Regions from separate parts of the Mus musculus genome. Here region 2 is linked to region 1. The links are chromatin loops, found by intact Hi-C in ENCODE. Cell type or tissue: left cerebral cortex. All regions are shown on one strand.

Region 1 (8,000 bases):
TGGTTAGTTCATAATGTTGTTGCACCTACAGGGTTGCAGATCTCTTTAGCTCCTTGGTTGCTTTCTCTAGCTCCTCCATTGGGGGCCCTCTCTCTCTTGAAATGACTGCTGTTCCATTCTAAAGAAAGCCGACTGCGTGTCTTAGTATAATCTCTGTTGCTATGATAAACATCACGACCAAAAGCAGCTTGGAGAGGAAGGGGTTTCTTTCAGGTTACAGGTTAGTCTATCATTGAAAGAAGTAAGAGCAGATGCTTGAAGAAAATACCACAAGGGAAAGCTGCTTTTCAGGTTGTTGCAGGCTCACATTCAGCTACCTCTCTCACACAGCTCATGTCCCACCTGCCTAGGCATCTCACAGTGGTCTGGACCCTCCTCTATCAATTAGCGATTAGGAAAATGCCCCGTGAACATAGTCACAGAGCAATCTGATCTAGCAATTCTTCAGTTGAAGCCCCTTCTTTTTCTCAGGTGACTCTAGGGTTATCTCCTATTCACAGCTGAAACCAATCCCAACACCAGGCTCCCCCCATGAAACTCTGAATAAGGGTTACTCCCCTCTCCTAACACAGTCTAAGTAGGAGATAAGATGGTCTAAGTTTATGGACACCCAAAATCCGTGTAGAGCATGACAGACAATTCACAAAGACCAAGTCAAGGTCCTTAAGACTGTATAATTTCATATCAGCCCAAACCCCATTATTCTTCCAATGAACCTTCCATGGATGGAGCAAGTAAACTGTGTGGTGGGGGGAGGGGGGTCAGCTTTAACTTGCCTTGTCTTTGTACTCAAGATGTTTCTCAATGATCCTTCCGTCATAGGTATGCGTGTGCCAACTCCAAAGTACTAAGTGCTCTAAGAGAGTCTGGAGGGCAGGGCTCTAAGCCAGCGGGGTAAAGAATTCCACTGAGGCAGGCACTGAAAGCTTCCTGTAAGGCTTTGAAGGAGCGGCAAAGAAATCCCAGACGGAAGAGGATCAGGAGCAAAGAAAGTAACTGCTGTGCACGGTGCCATCGACAACGTGGTGGCACAGCTAACTGCCACCAGGCCCTGGAGCTCTCCATGGGGCAAGCAGAAACGGTGCTGCTCTAGCTTCTTAAGTACATTCTTAGAAATGTACGTGTTCCTCTATTTAAAATACGAGGGCTGATGGGCGGCAAGTGTTTTCTAGTAAAAGCCTTGCCTTGGCTGTGGGAACTGGAGGGGAGTGAAAAACAGCAAACCCCTCTAGCCTCCGCCTTTGTTTATACTGCATACCCCCACTCCCCTTCAACAAACAGATTTTCACTACAGGAGTGTCTGAAATGTATGATCGGAAAAAAAAAAAGAAGAAAAATTAGAGAATGGAAAGATTACCCATTCTTTCGTGAAATCTACTCAGTCTCCCTTCTCCTCCCCTCATAGTCAGACCCTATCTCACTGAAGCTCTCATGCCCGGTTTTCCAACTGTGGTTGTTCCCATGTACCCCATGTACCCAGGAAGGTTCCGTGCTATTATTTAGCTGTCATAGCTTTATCTCTTCTCTTGCTAATTACAGAGTGATCAAGGAGCGGCAAAAGGGACCTCATCTATTCTTACGGTCAAGGTGAATTCTGAACTTGACCCAGAAAATCTACTTGTCCTCGGCTCCGGGCTTCTTCCCCAGTAGCTTCAAGGGCCTAAGTTCAACAGCCGTGGTTTAAACACAAGATGTTGAATATCGAATGCCCAACTTATTAAAAACACTGGGTTACTCTACACCTCTGCGTTTATCTCAATCCGTTTCGTTTACAGCAAACTAATAAGGAATACTAGGAATGGTGTATTTCATGCCCAGTCAGGTCCTGCTTTATTATGTTAGCCAGCCATCTGTGACCCTTCATTAGAGAGGCATTTGGGAATCCAGCTTCGAATCACTGCTGAACAGTAAACGGTAATGGCCACACTGAAATCTTACTGCGGCTTTAAGAGCCTTGCTGCTTCTCAGACAGCTAGTCCATTTGCATTTAACATTACACTAAAATGGCCAAACACTAGTTCTACCTACAAGATAAACTCCCTGGGCAATAATTGAGACAATTTAGGGCTATGCAGAGATTAAACAAAGGATGGTGCTGCTACAATTGTCTACACACAGAGACACAGACACACATGTGTGCACAAACATGTGAATTAGGACCTTCTGTCAGAACAGCATGACCTAAAACACTATGAGAATTCTGTCTTTAGTTGGACCTACGGCTAACGGCATTTCTGTGCCTTATTTTCCAGGTTGCACACAGCACAGAATCATGACAATCACCGATTGGTTTTTATTTCAAGGGAAGGGGTTCCTGGGTTTTTGTTGTTGTTGTTGTTTTTAATTAGCTGGTTACAGAGGCATATCACGCAGGCTCTGGTAAAGCAAGGGGCTTAGTGGGCTGTCTATATAGTACAGTTCACTCCACCCCCCCCACCCCCCCCACCCCCCATTCTCAGCGCCTTGGTCTTGCCTAATTGACATGTCATTCCGTTTGTTTTCCGATTTTGAGAACTGCAGCCTACAGGATGGGAAATGCTCATTTGCTACCAGGAACTTATCTCAATTTTAGCACAGCTCACACAACTAAAAGCCCACCTGTCTGAGGGCAAGTCAATAACCGAACTGCAAGAGAAACACAATTCCTTCAGTCTGTTATGTTCCATGCACAATAGCCATAAAAGCGAATATTTAGCAAGGTGGCTTCTATCAGCAAAATCAAATTAAACAAGCCTTCCTTCCTGGTTCCACTCACCAGTGTTTGAGAAGAGGGCTGTTGCTTTAATTAACTTCCTTTTTTCTTCCATACCCCTGGAAACCAGGGCCCTGATTTCATACAAGCTGGAGGTCCTAACTTGGCTATTGGGGGGGGGGGGGGGAGAGGAACCCTTGTCTATGGGCTCTAGGGACCAGGAATGAGGTTACCTCACAGCAAAGGCAACGGTTCCCATAGAGGTTTGGGAAGCGGTAAGGGAACCAGATGGAGACAGCTGGATGCCCACGCTGAGCCAAGATTTTCATACCCCGCATTAAGTATCCGAGGCAACATTCATAACCCATAGTCGGTGGCAGTCCCTCCTGCCCAGGGGCCCGAGGAGCCTGTGATCCGGGAGCAGGTGTCCCTGCGCAGCCCCTCGGCTCCCGCGCATCGCCCTCACTTACCCAGGGCCCAGGTGCAGCTCTCTTTGATGGCTTTGTATTTGCTCCCGGACGCATCTCTCTGCAGCTTCCTCAGGATCTCTTCCATCTTGGCCTTCCTAGAGCCAGGCCACCGACCCCGAGATCGCGCAGGGGACGCGCCTAGGAGGCCTCGGCACTCGTCCCCATGGCTCTCGGCGGCCGCTGATGAATCACACCCGCTCCGCGCCACAGGCCACGTCAGCCCCGCCGCCACGCCTGTTGCCACGCCCGCCGGGTCAGGTGCGCTCACCAGCAGGGGAACCCGGGAGGCCCCGGCCGTCTACCTAACGTCCAAGAGGACCTGGGGTACCAAGCTTCATCCAAAGGTGGGGATCTGTGGCTGGCTGCCGGCCAGTCTCTGCCCTAGGGAAATCACCGAGATCCACGGGCGGAAGGCAGGGAGGGGCCTGGTCGCTTGTGCCAATCACCTGCTGGGCCGGCGCATCAGGCATCTCTGAGACCTGCTACACTAGGGGGTAGATAGTAATAAATAGTAAATAGTAAACAGCTGGTCCCCTCCCTGTGTAAGGTTGGAGCCATCCAGCGAGAACTACGTCATATGCCTGCCTGCTGGGAGCTTACAATGTATTACACGCATACATTAGACTCTAATACAGTTCTCTCTAATAATTAGAGAATTCGATGTGAAAATTAAACCAGAAAAGATTTAGAAGATTAAAATGAATACGCTTCCCTTAGTACATTGAGATTTCTACCAAACCAGCTAAGGCAGAAATTGAAAAAAGAAAAAAAAATCAATAGATTTAACTGACAACTTAAAATCTATAAATAGACCAGTAGTCAACCTGTGGGACTGCCCTGTATGTTAGAAATTAATGGCCCAGTATATACACAAGGAAATTAGACCTCAGCTACTTCCCAGCCAACAAGAATGTATTCCACACAGCCCAAATCCAAAGATGTTTTTTAAAACCTTCAGTACCAGCAGGTGAAGATAGGAAAGTTAGAAGTTCAAGGTCATCCTTGCCTATACAGTCAGTGTGAGATGGGCTTGAGGGACACGAGACTGTCAAAGTAATAATAGTAATAATAATAATAATAATAAAAGAATCTCTTCCCTTCCTTCCTTTACCTCGTGTACTGGTTGTTTCCCTCTGAAGAGACACACTGGCACAGACAGTTGATGTTAGCTTTTGATAGGCAGGGAAGCCAGGGGGACTAAACTAGGAGGGGGGAGTGAGTAAGCCTCTGCTATTTGAGTGACTTCTGGTGCTTCCTTTGCCAGCTGTTACAGGCAAGAGTCCTGACTGGAAAGCAATGACCTTGTTCTGAGAGCTGTGACAGGTAGTGAGGGTGGACTTAGAAGCGAATTTTTGTTCTTTGTATTTTAATTTTTCCCCCCAAAACCAGCATCTCATTTAGTAGCTCTGGCTGTCTTGGAACTTGCTCTGTAGACCAGGCTGACTGGATTTACAGAGACCTCTGCTCTGCTTCCTGAGTGCAGGGTTTCAAGACGTGTGCCACCACACCCAGCACAAATTCAGTTTTTATTAGAAATATATTTCTACTGATAGGGATGCTGTCTGCAGAGAGAGTGATGTCTTGGGGGAGTTTAAGCAGGTTTCACATCAACCTTAGAATAAACTGGACTTTAGGTGGTCTGGAAGAGAGACATTTGGGGAGACACTGCCAAAGGGTTTGACGCCTGGATAGAGAAGACTGGATAGAGGCAGCATGAGGGGAGCATTCTGGTTTTCTTTAGGAAGTCAGAAGACGTTGGCCCCATTTGGTAAGGTAAAGATGATATGGAGGAAGGGCTTGGGAGTGTACAAGCTCAGATTTAACATGGTCTGATTGAAGAGATAATGATACATAGTGTTTTATCTATGGGCAGGAGCTCCCAGGAAATGTCTGGGATGGGAGGGATGATTTAGAGCCATTCAATATGGTGAGTGGTTGCTGTCAGAGGCCAGACAGGACCTAAGACAAGGGTCTGAGGAATTAGTACAAGGGAGAGACTGGGAGAAATCCCAGGGGTGAAAGGCAGCCAGGGAAGAAAGTGACACAAGGAAGTGTCCAGCGGGGACAGGGTGTTGACTGCTCTTAGTTCCTTCAGAGTGCCAGTTCCCAAGGGCCCTTCTGCCCACCATCCACACATCCAATGGAGCCATCTTTTGAGGGAAAGTTACTAGTGCGAAAAAGCAAACAACAAAACCTCATATTCAACCACTGCATTAACTATTTGGAATAATATATTCATCAGAATTATACCATGCATCAGAATGAATGACTGATAGTTTAAAGAGTTAGATGTAAGAATTAAACCATAAAAGGTTAAGAAGAAAAGTTAAATGGATATACTTCCTAATACATTGAAATTTTTGCAAAACCAGTTATGGCAGAAATGGGGAAAATTCAATAAATTTCATGATTTGACTATTTAAGACCTTTAAGTGGAAAGTCCCATTCACAGATTACAATGCAGATGTGAGAGTTTGAATGGAAATGTCCCCTACAGGCTCCTGTACTTGAATTGAATACTTGGTCCCCAGTTGGTAGGGTTGCCTGGGAAACTTATGGAACCTAGAAAGGGTGGAGCTTTGCTGGAGAAAGGATGGCATTAGGGGTGTGGGGCTTCGTGGTTTTATAGCCTGGCCCCACATACTCTTCTCTCTTTCTGTTTCCTGTGTGCCGATGGAAGGTGACTTGCCAGCTTTCAGCTCTTGCCTTCTTTGATGTAGCCATCTCTTCCCTGCCAAGATGGACTCTAGCCCTCTGGAAACGGAAGCCAAAGAAAACCCGTTCTTCCTGGAGTTACTTTTGGCCATGGTATTTTGTCATAGCAACAGAAAAGTCACTAATACAAGAGCAAGTTACACTCAGGTGGAAATCTATCTTTTAATTTTATGTAGTTTTATATTTTGAGCCTATTTTAAAGTTGTATTAGCTTTATAATTAAAAAGAGAATAAGTATGGTACAAACCAGGAAAATGATTCTAATAATGCCAGTGATTGGAACAGTGCTGTTAAAAAGACTCACCAAATTGTTCAAAGGTGGTAGTGTGGGTAAAAGGAAAACAAGAGGTTAATAATTCTACGAATAATAATTTACAGGATAAATACAGTTATTCATATATCTACAAAAAGTCCAGTACAACAGCACAAACTTTTAAGTGAGTGGCTAACTTTTATTAATCAAAAGTTTCATTTACAAATCCACATGGAAATGTGGTGATTTGAATGAGAAATGTCTCCTATAGTCTCCTAAATTTGAATAGTGCTATCTGGGAAGGTTTCGGCCATGTTTATTTCAAAATGCTATTGTGAGTGAAAGACTGGCAGAAGAGCCTGCCTCCCCGTGCACTGGGGATGCTGGTGAGCCTAACGTGGTCCTGCATTCCTGAAGGGAATCAGGTTGTGTACAACACATATGCTTCCAGACCAGCATTCCCTCTTCTGGCAAGTCATCCAAAGGGTGTGAAATGAAAATAAACACAAAGCTTTTCTGACAAAGATTTCCATGTGTCTTGGAATTATAAATTAATTTAAAACTATACACATGTCCAACAACAGAGAGATGGAGAGGCAATTCATATTGTATCTAAAACAGCATACTTCAAAGTTTTGGAGAATAATGTGAGAGGAATACTGGGTGAGATAAAAACAGGTTTCCAGTTTATAAGATAAATTAGATAACTGTGAAATACTATGCATTTCTGTATACTACTTGACCTAAATATTATATTTTATATACTTTGTTTACTTTATATAACGTATAAATGAGTATTTATACTTTAAATATTTGACAGAGACTGCATATAAATCTTAATATGGGCACAATGTATATATATATATGTAACAATAATAATCTTCAGTGTGGCTAACAGTGTGATTTGCTTTTCATCAAATGCATTAACTTTTATAAAGAACCAGGGTACTTTTTAAAATGGTTCAAAAATGCAATAATAATAAACAGTACCATCAATAGCCTCAGAGGACAGATATAGCATACATGAGGATTAAATAAATAAACAGAAACATGGAGTGGCGTGGGCAGAGTCTGTCCTGGTGACTTAGAAACAGGTGTCATCACGTGTGTAAATGATCCTCTCAACAGCGGTGACTGTGAAGGAAAATGAGTATTTCTATCTTTGATCCTCAGCTAACAGTATAAACTTACTCTGCATTGCTATCCAGTGTACACAGGCACACATGTAGAAAGAGGTCAAAGCATACAAACAAAAGGGGTTGCTTTTGGTTTTGTTTGAGCCAGGATATAGCACTGGCTTATCTTGAATTCAGGATATTCCTGACTGAGAATTTCAGAGTGCAGAAATTATAGGAATGCCTCACCAACAACATTAACTTTTAACCATTGAATTGCTATTAATATTATTTTATTCATTGTAGTTGGCACGTGGGCCTACTCCTGAGTCCCTCCAGGCCGGGAGCATACAGACACTGTTGCATGCGCAGCCGTGATAGTCCATCTTTGATCCCTTTTGTCTCATTTTCGAAGCTTCACTTCTTTACAACTGTGGTTTATACAAATATTGGAATCAAGAGCACTCACTGATGCTTAAACTGGTGTGTGCATGTTTAATAGTTTTTGGAAACTATTAAAATTTGAAATTGAGACTTGTAATTAATATCTTTGATTTTATTCATTCCAAATTTCTCCACTGGTATGTATTGTTCTCCTCATGTGATTATTTAAAAGGCATTTTCTAACAGTTGTGTATATTTAGCATCTTGAAATATGTGTTACTCTTCTGTGACTACAAATTCAGTTAATTAAAAAAAAATATGCCAACATTTTTAAAAGCTCAGAACCAGTTCTAAATGCCAAGCTTTTAGTG
Region 2 (8,000 bases), 120 kb before region 1:
CTTACTTACCAACAGGTTCTTCAGGGAAAATTACCTGGCATTGTCAGAGAGTAATCGACTGTGTCTGTCACCGAATGGAAAAGCTGGGACTGAGATGCTTTTTTGAGTTGGTAGAGGAACCCTCCCAAGGCTGTTAAGTTCAACTTGTCGGTCGCGTCATCAAAGAGCCTGGGTGCAAATAAACATATGTTATGGGGGAACAATGCATCAAGGACAGGTGGCAGAACGTGTATGGCAATCTGGGTGATACAATTAACAAAACTTCTGTGAAGGCACTGCAGAGAAATGGATGGTATTGTCATAACTATTATTAATGTGAACAAGTCTGCACTAACCATGGGATTTTGATGCAAAGAAAACCAGAAAGCATACTCGGAAAAAAAAAAAAATCTTTGCAGCTTTCAGGGCCAGCCATGTGTGGTAAGCACTCCTAACTGTTTGGCAAGAATGTGAAAGATGACGAGTTATTGCTTCCAGATATTCCAGGAGGTAAAACATTAGGGCCCTATAGCCACAGTGAGCTGTGAGGTATCTATAGTCTACCTGCCAAGCCTGTGGTGATGCCAGTGGTATGGGATGCCTCGTGCTGCTCAAGGGACATTGTCTTGAACAAAAATTGAATCTTGAGCCTGTTTGAAGAACTAAACTAAGACATACTAAATTGTAAGACAGAAATAGTTTAAAATATGAGGCATGGAAAGATATTACATATTCTATAAATCCAGCATAGAGAACAAGTAAGCACACCTGAAATTTAACAACAAAAGTTGAAGACCTAGTTTGAAAACGAGCCAAGGATGTGAAGGGACAAGGATGCACAAATGACTGGTGGGGTCACAGGAAAACACTGAACATGTCTTTTTGTTTCCGTCTGTAAGGAGGGAGGGCCACATCAAAACCACAAGTTACTTCTTGACACCAGAATGAGCCTTTGAAAATGTTAAGTAGTTCTGATCATTTTAGTGCATGAAATAATTTCATATGTAATGAGTACTGTTATCCATTGTGATCTGGTATCAGAGTGCCACACATAATTAAAATTCTGTAATTTTAGGGCTGGAGAGATGGCCCAGCAGTTAAGAGCACTGGCTGATTTCGCAGAGGACCCATGTTCAACTCCCAGCACATGGTTGCTCATAACCATCCGCGGCTCCAGTTCCAGGGGACACTGGGCTCTCTTCTGCAACCCTTGTGAACATGTGGGACGTGGGCATACACGTGGGTAAAATGCCAATATACATTTAGAAAGATTAAAAATTGTCTCTGCAGAGTTAGTGGCTGCGGATGCGGCTTGCTTTGTAGAGTATTTGCACAGCAGGTATTTGCACAGTATTTGCACAGCAGGTATTTGCACAGTATTTGCACAGCATGCCTGAAGCCTAGGGTTCTGGTGTTACAGCTCTATAATCCTAGTAAGTAGGAGCTGAAGGCAAAAAAGTAAGTTCAAGGCAGTCCTCGGCTACATAGCAAATTTGGGATCAGCCTAAGATACATGAAATTCTATCTTAAAACAAAACAAAACAAACAAACAAAAACAAACCCAAACAACATCAAGAAGGAAGAAAAAAAGAAGGAAAGAAAGAAAAAGAAAGAAAGGAAAAGAAAAAAAAGTCCCTGTACTTTTGTTCTGCTCTTAGATTCTATCTGTAAGTAGCAAGAATCTCTAGAAAGTCTGAAGCATTTGCTGGCTCTATCATTTTAAAGTGTATTGGCTTAAAACAAATTAGTTGACTCCACTGACCTATATTTCCTCCTCTAAGAAATAAAGTTCATAACTCATGGCTGGGGAGCCTGGAGTTTTGTGGGGTCTGTGTGAAGTGTCTGGGAAAGTGCTTGATACCATAGCCACTAACTAATGCTAACTTATATTGTCATCTCCTTATTATGGTCTGTCCATTGGGGTCTTTGAGAGAAGAGGATGCAGTCTGAGCATGGGAGCTGACTCTCAGCAGATGATCCCAGGCAGAGGAAGCAGAGGGCCTCAAGAACTTAGCCTACATGTAAGACCTATCCTTTTGAGTAAACTGACCATTCCCAGACAGAAAGTGAGGCAAAAAGAGAGAACAATACACACACACAACACACACACACACACAGAGACATTGATGTGAAGAGGTCATCCAAAATAAAGATTATCAGCATACCATGCTTTGTATAAAAAAAATTTAACAAACTTTAAAATTTATTTTTGTAGCCAGTATTAATAGATATTTAATTATAATAAATTGCCTCTTTGACTAATTCTTCCAAGAAATTCTATTAAAGTCTTTTGTGTCTACTTCAAAGATAATTATATTTGCAACTGAGGCCTTATGTTGGCAGGAGATATTCAATAAAAAACACAGCACACAAAAAACACATGCACATAACATACACAACACACATCTGCACATACATACATACACTCATATCCAAGACTCACACACACCAGCACGTACACATAGTACACACAGTACACACACATCTCATTTGCTATTTTCTAGTTTGCTTCTGGATCGTAACCATTTCTTTTTCTTATGCTCTAATAAACATACTACATGAGTGTGTTATACTCTTCCTGACACCCGTGTACCACTTCCTGGATTTTAAAACACTTTAATAGCCAATTTATTGGATACCTAGAAGCAAGTGATTTTCTACCAGTTAGAACATGTACAAATTGTGTGACTTAGTGGGGGGAAAGTGAGTCTAGGTTTAACTGTTTCTATAGAAACCAGCAGGCTCCTCAATGTCAAAGTCAGAACAGGAAGTCAGGATGTCCGAGCCCAGCCAGTGAATGTTCAGCCTGCTGCCCTAGCACCTCCGGTCTGCCCTTTTTGTAGGAAGCCTGGGTGTAACAACTATACGTTAAGGGATAAATAAGGTGATGTGGTGTGGCTGGTGATCACAAGCACTCCCAGAATCAAGACCTGTTGTCAAACATTTGAGGCAGCAACTGATTTGCCTTCTTTACCTTAATGTGGTTCTTAGACATCAGTAAGTACCATATTTATGGGTGGGCATGTCTTTATTATTTTATTTCCTGAGTATGAGTGTGTGTGTGTGTGTGTGTGTGTGTGGACAATGGGTGTCTTCCTTGATTGTGTTTTTTCATCTAGAGCTTTTTCATTCCACTTATTGCTGCAGGTTCTCTTACTGAACCCAGGGTTTGACAATTTTTGCTAGCAACTGGTTTGGCTTAGGGAGCCTGTCTTCAACTCCCAAGTGGTATGATCTCAGAGAGCTACCAGGCCTGCCTGGCCTTTTATGTGAGTCCTGCAAATCTGAACTCTGATTTCCATCTTTGTGCAATAAACACATTGTCCACTGAGCTATTTCTACAACCCATAGTAAGGGGTTTTGCAGCAAGAGTCACTAAAATTTAAGTATTACTTAATTCAACCTCATAACTACCCTCTGAAAATTACTTTTAAAAAGAACCTTATTTTACTGGCAAGGAAGTCAGACATGATAGTAAAACCATAGACTAAATTTCAGGTAGTCCACTTCAGACCTGGAACTCAGGCATTAGAGGATGGTTTGGTTCATTCAAAAAATGATGTGTGGTAGGAAGAAAGACAATGGAAAGAGGGATGGGGACAGTTCAGTTGATATCAACTGATTGTTGCCTTGCAAGCCCGAGAAGCTGGATTCAACCCCCAGAGCTTACATAAAAAAGCGGAGTGTAATGTCTCACACTTGTAACACACCCTGGTGTGGAGGAGGCACACACAAGTCTGGATCTGGAATTTGCTGGTCAGCCAGCCTAGCTTACTTGATAAGCTTGAGAGATACTGCCTCAAAAAGCAAAACAAACAAACAAGCAAACAAAAAAGTAGATAGTGCTTGAAGAACAGGCAACGCGTGCGCGCGCACGTGCGCGCGCGCGCGCACACACACACACACACACACACACACACACACACACACACACACACACACGATGCAAAGCATTTTTAGTAACTGGTTAATGCATTGTTATCCTCAGGCTGATTTTGAGACCAGACAAATTAATACAGGCATAGCCAACAGTCAATCCATGCTTAAACATCCCCAGAGTGAGTTGGCCTTGCATACCTGTCGGCCTGGGTGGAAAGGCTGAGCACCACCTTGGCAGCACTGTTCCCACTCAGACTACCTCCCCGGAAGTCCGAGGTCCGGCCACGGCTACATTCCCGAACAAGCTCCTGGATGGAGTGTGGCTGGACCACAGGGGCTGTGTTCAGGGAAGGCCCCTGCTCCAGGCTCTGCTCCTGGGATGAGCTCTTAAACTCAATTTCCCCAAGGAGGCCAGAGCTCCCAGATGTCTTCTGTGGCTGATGGATGGTCAGAGGGGGCTGGGAGATACCATCGCTGAAGTGGGTGTGCTCCAGTGTACCCACATACTCACACACCCTAGAGAGAGTCAAACAGGAAGTGAATACTGTAGCCCAGCTCTGCCGACTCTATTCATCCCACAGTGAGGTAAAACGAAATCTAGCTACCCCTGGAGTTTGCCTCAGCTTTCCTCCTTTCCTTTTATCATATTTTGCACTGCCATTTCCTCACTATGTTTGTTACTACTTAGAGACAGAAGATTTGTTTTGAATTGGGCCAGCCTTGGCACGGGTAAGCGATTCCTAAGATTCTCTCACTCATCACCGCTGGGGAAAAGACAGGCAAGAGAACTCTGTTTACCCCTTCTGTGTTGCTTAGGTTACTGCTTTACTAAACAACCTATTTGAAAACTTTCCCTGAGGCATCCCTTCTCCCTCTGTCCTATGCTCTGATTAGCTGAGAAGCACTTCCTGACGAAAGGATCCCAAACGAACATGCTTAGTGGACAGGCGCTGTTGACACAGTAGACATCTACCCAGCTATGATGTGGCTGATGCTGATAGCTCTAAATACCTGTGTCCACGTATGGAATGGGGATAAGGGGGATCCCCTAGCATGGCAGGAACAGAACAGACATGTGCAACTGCCAACTTCCAAAGGCTTTGTTCCTAATTGAACTTAAGATGCATTCTAAGACATCTCAGATAATTTAGTTGCTGTCGATGGGCATCCTGATAAACTATTCTGGTATTCTATAGTTAGGGAGTTTGTTGAATTCACATATATTGCTTGCGTGTCACCTGAATCTCTTCCCTTTGTTTTTTTTTGTAAGGCCAAGGCAAAACATCAGGTTATCAGCTTCTCTTTCTCACTCCACTTTGCTCCAGGCTGCTACATCCTGGTCCTTTCACATGTTCCTTTCACGATGGTTGGTGTAGGGGGAGGTGCTGATACTAAGGTCCGGTTCCCTAACTAGTTCTTGATTTTGTCAGTGAAGAAGGCTTTCCAAGTTCCAGGAGGAAAAGGTAGATGGAGGGAAAAAGAGGGTCTTTTCTGCACGCTTTTAAACAAGAAAGCAGCAGCAGTCATGTTCGGCCTCAGGGCAGCTAGGGCCTGCAACTTCTGCTATGGGCAGGGGCCAAGGAGGTTGGTGGGGGCTAGCTGATACAGGGTAGCTAATAAGTTTAGGGCAGGAGGAAAAAATGGGGATAATTGATGAGGGCATGCCTTTCCAGGCAGGAGATTCTGTGCCCAGAAATTGTGCTAGCCAGCAAGTTCTAAAGTAATAAAGCCGTCCAAATGTTTTCTATCCATGGAGCAAAGGCAAGGTAGAAAAAGAGAAGCTGGGTTGGGAGATGGTTAGATCAATCCGGGCTAAGCTGGGAGGGGCTGGTGGCTCGGTCACAGCTCCAGAGCTAAGGCTACCGGTAGTGTGTTTTAAAAACTACATGTAACAGGTTAGTTTTACAACCCTTAGCCATCCTGCATACTGTTCTCTTAGGAACTCAACTAGCACTTGGAGCTATATTTGTTTTAGTGACGTCAAACTGAACTCAGATCTCGCTGGGTTATCATCTGACTCTTCTCTTTCCAGGGGTGATCTGCTCGTTTTCTTTCTTCTGCTCTAATGCCAGTGCCTGGGGAGATGTGGTTCTTGACTTAGACTTAAGAGTTGCACTATTGAGTGGTCGCCATTTTGTTTTGATTTTACAGGTGCTGACTGAGACTCTCTTTACTTCCGTGCCACAAAACTCAAGAGTCAAATTCTTAGTGGTGCTTTGCACAGATGTATTACTGTGTTCTTCTTGTGTTTCTTTGTCCACTTAAACTAGATGTCTTTAATGAGGTACTGTATATACTAATGTGCGTTATCCAGGGTCCTTTTTTGTAAATAGAAAGGACAATGTACTCTCATTTAAACTGCATGGGTGTGTTCTATCTGCTACTCAAGAAAGCAGCTTTTTCTCCATTGCTATAATCCATCTGTCCCCCACGGCAATGTCAACAGATAAATCACAGTTCCTTGAATCCAGTTCTGCCATTCTGTTCTCTGCAACATACGTGCCGCAGGTACTTATCTCTTGTCCTCTTTTCTGTGTCTCACTAAAAACGTATCTAAACGGCGAACGCTCTGCTGAGATGCTGCAGACTCTGGAGTCTGTACCCTCTCTACCACCCCAGGCTTTCCAAGGCAGGGTCTGTGCCGTTAGGGGTGGGGAATACCATCATGCACCTGAACACGTGTGGCCAGCAGTCCGGGTTGTGGCTTCCCATCTCCAGGCCTACGCTGAGAATGGCATCCATGCACAAGACGTGGGCTGTGTGCAGCCACACCCCCTGCACCTTCCCCATCTGCTCCAGTTTCTGCTCCACTTTTAGTTTCACTGTGCCAGAAAGACATTTATTAAAATAGCAGTCTGAGTAAGGGAGACAGAAAGGGAGAGAGACAAGATGGAAATGAAAGAGTGTGTTCTCATGCAAGAGCAAAAGGGAAATGATATACTTCACTGGCTGCAAGCACCTCTTCAGCAGGGCTCCATCGTCCACATGCAAAGTCATGGTCAGACAAGACCCCATTCACTGGTAACCCCTGCTCTGTGGCTCTAGGGTCAGATGGATCCCGAGCTAGGTACAGGTCCTTCCAGCCCACCCATGGGTCTAGTGAGACATAACACCACTGAGGGTGGGCTCCATGTGCTAACTCCAGCCCAAACATCTGTTTCCAGATTCCTCATCCGTCCTTGTACACCTCAATTTATAAAAATCAAGAAATTCTTGGCAGTATGCAAGTAAGTCTCTCTGATATCAATATTATTTCTGATATTAATATTATTTCTGATGTGGTCATCTAAAAAACTATGTGTATGTATCTGGAGCACAAAGATGACTTCTTTCATGATGTAATTTTATCCCCGGAATCCACACTTGTATCTGTAAGCTATAAATAATGCTTTATTGAAATAAAATAAAAGTGGTGATATCTGAGGAAGAACACAAAAATTGATTTGGCATATCATTCATGCTAAGTCCTAACACAAGGCCAAATGGCAGTGCCACCCTTAAAGAAAGCTTTCCAGTTACCAGATGTGGTGGGTGATAATTCAGAGCTAAGGAATAGAGAAAACTATCTTCAAGTGACTCAGCCAGTTTCACGTCAGAAGGAGAAAGTTATTTTTAGGAAAACACTATTTGCCTCATGAATATAAGACCAGTTTCATTTTGTATTTGTTTATGATTAGAACATTTTTAGCTTTGTAAAGTGTTCTATTTTAGGAACCATAATTAAAAAAATTAAACATTTAAAAATATTTATTTTATGTGTATGAGTGTTTTATTTGCATGTATGTATGGGCACATCTGTATGTGGGCTCCCTCAGAGGTCAGAAATGGATGTCAGAACCGTACAGATGGGTGTGAGCCACCACCCAGGTACAGAGAATATAACTTGGGTCTTCTGGAAGAGCAGCCAGTGCTCTTAACAGCTGATCTATTTCCCTAGCTACAAGAACTCCGACTTGTGTGTGTGTGTGTGTGTGTATGAGTGTATGCACACACATATGTGTAGGCATGCATACCTGTGCATCTGCAGAGACCTGCAGAGATCTGAGGAGACCTGCAGAGTTAGGGTGCTGTATCCCTGAGAACTAGCGTGGAAGGAAGACTTTTGTGTTGTACCTGACGTGTAGTTTGGGAGATAAGCGATG

What was found. A loop is a pair of places that touch in the nucleus more often than their neighbours do. Peaks named below come from ENCODE experiments on the same cell type or tissue, not always from the same donor. Only the 100,000 strongest peaks of a DNase experiment are listed, where the experiment ranks them.
Region 2: a loop joins it to region 1, with 4 times the contacts of the local background. A loop is called at or near these places in 3 of 42 quality-filtered maps.

The regions. Positions count from the first base shown.
Region 1 is chr10:18,740,379-18,748,378 of GRCm38, forward strand. It overlaps Arfgef3 (ARFGEF family member 3), which reads right to left and starts at 3,380. Exons shown (of 34, transcript NM_001033258.4): 1 at 3,163-3,380. The coding sequence starts at 3,247. Gm32926 (predicted gene, 32926) reads left to right here and starts at 3,093. Exons shown (of 5, transcript NR_152783.1): 1 at 3,093-3,506. In left cerebral cortex, CTCF peaks have their summits at 3,437 and 4,141; DNase peaks (open chromatin) are centred at 1,072, 1,535, 1,715, 1,987 and 4 more places; H3K4me3 peaks cover 3,251 bases; H3K27ac peaks cover 2,416 bases.
Region 2 is chr10:18,621,092-18,629,091 of GRCm38, forward strand. Arfgef3 (ARFGEF family member 3) reads right to left here. Exons shown (of 34, transcript NM_001033258.4): 18 at 6,530-6,680; 19 at 4,057-4,374; 20 at 35-168. Among named protein-coding and RNA genes, the nearest start is that of Hebp2, 79 kb to the left of the region's middle. In left cerebral cortex, no CTCF peak of the experiment used is centred here; DNase peaks (open chromatin) are centred at 1,264, 3,675, 4,429, 5,922 and 2 more places; H3K27ac peaks cover 1,928 bases.